Linked DNA regions of Homo sapiens: region 2 is linked to region 1. A link is an interaction called in ENCODE POLR2A ChIA-PET data of the cell type or tissue named here. Cell type or tissue: PC-9. All regions are shown on one strand.

Evidence for each region. Peaks named below come from ENCODE experiments on the same cell type or tissue, not always from the same donor. Only the 100,000 strongest peaks of a DNase experiment are listed, where the experiment ranks them.
Region 2: POLR2A ChIA-PET joins it to region 1 with 10 read pairs; 2 of 35 experiments call an interaction of 5 or more read pairs at or near these places.

Annotation. Positions count from the first base shown.
Region 1 is chr12:68,841,686-68,844,185 of GRCh38, forward strand. MDM2 (MDM2 proto-oncogene) reads left to right here. Exons shown (of 11, transcript NM_002392.6): 11 at 1-2,500. It also overlaps a transcript of CPM not described here. Among named protein-coding and RNA genes, the nearest start is that of MDM2, 35 kb to the left of the region's middle. In PC-9, no CTCF peak of the experiment used is centred here; no DNase peak of the experiment used is centred here.
Region 2 is chr12:68,179,902-68,182,401 of GRCh38, forward strand. No RefSeq gene overlaps it. Among named protein-coding and RNA genes, the nearest start is that of IFNG, 21 kb to the left of the region's middle. In PC-9, no CTCF peak of the experiment used is centred here; no DNase peak of the experiment used is centred here.

The DNA.
Region 1 (2,500 bases):
TTGCTTAAGGCCAGTTTTAGAAACCCGTGAATTCAGAAAAGTTAATTCAGAAATTTGATAAACAGAATTGTTATTTAAAAACTAACTGGAAAGATTGTTAAGTTCTTTCTGAATTATTCAGAAATTATGCATCATTTTCCTTCAAGAATGACAGGGTCAGCATGTGGAATTCCAAGATACCTCTTGACTTCCTCTCAAGCTCCGTGTTTGGTCAGTGGAGGCCCATCCGAGCTCAGCACTGAGAAGTGTTAGTTTCTTTGGGACCCATCTACCCTGACCACATCATGATGTTCATCTGCAGCTGTTGCAAGGTGTTCAGATTGTATAAACATAAATGTCACAAAAACTTTAAAAGAAGTGCAATTCTCAAAAGGTTAGGTGGACTAAAGCATTCTGTAAAGCAACTGCTAATAATGAGCTTACAGTGGATTTGAATTTGAAAAATATAGTAACAAGCCTGTCAAATATCTGCAAGAACTATGGAATAAAACTACTGATGCAGTGAAGACAGTTGAAAAGATCAAACAAATGCCAAGCTATATTTATAATGAACAAATTCAAGAAAAAGGACTACGGAAAGTTCAGGACATCAAAGAAGTCAGGCAAAACTCATCTTGACCCCTGTTGCAGGCAAAGGAACGCAGCTGGAAGAAAAGATGATATAACAGTTAACAGGATGCAGACATGGCAGAGGTTTCCTAAAAATCTCATTATCTATAACCATTTCTATATTTACATTTGAAAATCTCCTTTGGAGACTTAGAACCTCTAAATTATTGACTTATTTTTTATATAAGGTCACTCCGATGAAAGGTGATTACAAAATCATCTACATTGCTGTCTACAAAACAGATAATATGGATGTTTGATCGCATCTCATTGTTAACTCTTTACTGATATGTTTGTAAATACAGAAGTGAAATGTGGACATAAAATAGTTACGCTATTTGGTTAATGGTACTAGACAACATGTAATTAATGACATTCAAAAATTTATGGCTAGTGATATATATAAAGTAAAATTTTCTTTGCAGTAAAATATGCCCTTTATTATAGAAGGGAGGATATAAGGAACCAACAGTTTGTATGAAAATAGCTCAAATAATATCTTTTATTTTGATTTTAATATTTCTTATTTTGGTTTATTAGTGTCTTAGAACAAAATGGCCTTATATAATGAAGCCTAGTTATGCTGGACTGTTTTGATCTCTTTTAATTGTTCTGACAGATAGTTGGGGATGAGAGCCGAATAAGGTTTGCCTGAAATAACTGACACTATATAATTTCTGCTTTGGCAAATACTAAGTTCTAACTTGTCATTCCTGGTAGAACAAGCTTTATTTTTCGAGCCTAGCAATGATCTAGAAGCAGATGTTATCTCAGTGCCTTTTGCAATTTGTTGTGTGGGTTTTTTTTTTTTTAAAGCCACACAATAATTTTGGAAAACAATGTATGGGTAGAACATGTGTCTGTTAATTGCACACAAAACCACTTTTAATGGGTACAGAGTTAAATTTGAAGGAATAAGTTCTAGCTGAAGTATTATGAACTCCAAATAATGCTTTGAGGACCTCCAAAGGTAAAAGTACTAATCCCTTTGGCCATTTATTGAGAGAGAGAGAGAGAGAGAGTAGGGTGACTATAGTTAATGTATTGAATGTTCTTGCTACAAATAAATGATATTTGAGCTGATGGGTGTGCTAATTACACTGATTTGATCAATACCCATTGTATGTGAAACAGTACATACACCATATTTACAATTATGTATTTAACATTTAAAATTTCTAATATAAGTATCTCTCAAACTGTGGATTAACTTCTTGATTTATATTTAAATATGAATCTTAAGCAAAACAGTGAAAATAACCATCTTGATTTAGTGTTTTTCTCCCATATGTGAATTGTATATACTTAGGTGAAGACAATAAAATCAACTGAACTGTAAGCTTAGAATAGGACTGAGGTAATTCTGCACAGCAACTTTACTAATGGTACATTGTTGCTTCAAAACTCTCTCTCTCTCTCTCTGTCTGTCTCAATAAATGGCCAAAGGGATTAGTAGTTTACCTGTGGAGGTCCTCCAAGCATTATTTGGAGTTGATAATACTTCAGCTACAACCAAGCAGAATCTCTTTTTTTTGGAGGTCCTCGAAGCATTATTTGGAGTTGATAATACTTCAGCTTCAATTTGGAGTTGATAATATTTCAGCTAGAACCTAGTAGAATCTGTTTTTTTCCTTTGGAGGTCCTCAAAGCATTATTGGAGTTCATAATACTGAAGCTAGAACCAAGCAGAATCTGTTTTTTTCTGAGGAGTATCGGTAGCATAAATGTGATTATAAACATAGTACACTTGATATATGGAGGCAGTGACAGCTATTTTTACAAAATTTAAATCTGCAAATGGATTCAACATGTTTATGGGTTATTAAAATTGTCTGATTTCTTAGGTTCTTTATAGTACACGTGTTGAAAATAAATGATTAAGAATTGTTTC
Region 2 (2,500 bases), 660 kb before region 1:
TATTAGTCATACTGAAAAAGAAGCTCAAAATTAGAGTTTTTTCATTGATACCCAACTAACATGCCAAAACTCAAAGAGTTGAAAAGCACTCCTGAAGGTAAATATACCCTTCTATAACCGTTATCAAATAAGACATAATTGTCTATATATTTGTCCATCTTATCCTTCCAACTTCATTTCACACTCCAGTTTTATTTGTTTGTCGAACACTAATTGTCTTTTTTTTCTCATCAGCCCTAACATATTGTAAAGTTCCATTTGTAACTACTTTAATATCCACATTATCATGCATCTTTCAGTAAAGTAAAAAATTGTCCAAGTTTCTCCATTCTCAGAGTTTTGTTTTTTGGTTTTTTTTTTTTTTGTTTGTTTGTTTTTGAGACGGAGTCTCACTCTGTCGCCCAGGCTGGAGTGCAGTGGCGCGATCTCGGCTCACTGCAAGCTCCGCCTCCCGGGTTCATGCCATTTTCCTGCCTCAGCCTCCCGAGTAGCTGGGACTACAGGCGCCCGCCACCGCGCCCGGCTAATTTTTTGTATTTTTAGTGGAGACGGGGTTTCACCGTGTTAGCCGGGATGGTCTCGATCTCCTGACCTCGTGATCCGCCCACCTTGGCCTCCCAAAGTGCTGGGATTACAGGCGTGAGCCACCGCACCCGGCCCATTCTCACAGTTTTACTACTTCTGTATGCTGACAGCCTGTCCATCTCTACCTCTAGGACAGACCTCTCTCCAGAACCTCTGATCCACCCAGCCCACTGCGGTGTAGACGGCCTAGAGCAGGTGTTATCTTGCTTAAGACTCCTTTGTTTAGAAGAATTACAAATCAGCTTAAGCTATCTTAAGAAAAAAAATTATTTAAGAACCCAGGTTTTGCTCAGAGAATCCAGAGCAGGAAGTTCAGCCATGGTTCAAGACCTTTCCCTATCTCTCTCTGGTTGTGTGCTACATAGTTGATCATCTCCACTTTCTGTGCACATTTGCCTCATTCTTTCTCCTCCTGCATCTTCCTCTGCTTCTCCTCTCACAGCTCTGGAGTTTTTACTTGTCCTATGGTTTCAACTATCTGAATCATAAATTAGAATTTCCAGTAGGAGCTGATTGATTTATCTCAGCCTTAAAGAACCCACAAGCCATTTTAAGATCTTCCCTGTGATGTGTGAAACCAGAAACTACATTTCCCAGAATCTTCTTCCTTGTATATTTCCTGGTTAGAGTTAGGCAATTGCAAGAGATTTAGAAAGTGAGATCATTATTCTCTAGAGGCGGGAGCATGAACAGATGTGAGGTTCAAAACAGCTTCCTGGCAAGCTTTTGATAATTTTCCACCTCAGTGCTACAGACTGACAGGGTGCATAGGAGCCCTGCACACAGCTCAGTGCTGTAGACTGACACTGTTGGTGGTGGCTTGCCTGACCACAGCTCCCTACAATGGTTGAATCAAGCTCTTGAGCTCTAAATCCCTACATTAAAACCTCACGCAACCTTGCAAGTGGAATAAAATACCTAAAGCAGCTTCTGTTTTCCTGGTCAAACCTTGACTGTTACACCTGAAAAAGCCAACAAACAAGGCTGCCAGGTGTGAGGTGGCTCTCAAAGCAGCTGTCTTAGTCACCCTAAACATAATCTAGCCACCCTAAGCATCCTCCTCTTGTGTTTTCTCTCCATGGTGGTGACATCAACTCTATCCAGTACCCTGAGAGGAAACCTCTCCCACATCAGCTCAGTCTCCTCAGTTCTGCCAATTTTATCTCCTAATCTGTCTAATATTTTTAGCTTTCTGTCCGTCCTTGGAAACAGCCTTATTATCTTTCCTGAACCCTGATAGCTGCCTAACTAGCTCTTGATCTCTGCTTATAGCCCCCTGAGCATCATTTTTTCAGGGATTCTTTCCAAAAGGAAAATCTGATTAGGGAAGGCCTTCCCTCAAATAAGAGTCACTCATATCTGAAAGTTATTTAACTTGTTGCAGGAGACCATCCCTGTGCTTCTGCCTACCCACCCATCCTCATGTCAGCATTCTCTGACTCCCATTTTAAACTCCAGCATTGCCATCTGGATTTCAGCACCAAGCTCTTGCTGAACCCACTGTCAGCTGATGGACCTGATAACTTCTACTTTTTAAGACTCAGGTTGGACATCACTTGTTCCAGGAGGCTTTTTTTTTTTTTAAGATGGAGTCTTGCTCTGTCGCCCAGGCTGGAGTGCAGTGGTGTGCAATGGCACAATCTTGGCTCACTGCAATCTCTGCCTCTCGGGTTCAAGCAATTCTCCTGCCTTAGCCTCCTGAGTAGCTGGGATTACAGGCATGCACCATCACATAGGGCTAATTTTTGTATTTTTAGTAGAGATGGGGTTTCACCATATTGGCCAGACTGTTCTTGAACTCCTGACCTCAAGTGATCCGCCTGCCTCGCCTCCCAACGTGCTGGGATTACAGGCGTGAGCCACCGCGCCCAGCCTCAGGAAGCTTTTGATGATTCACTCAGGTTGAATGCAGTTC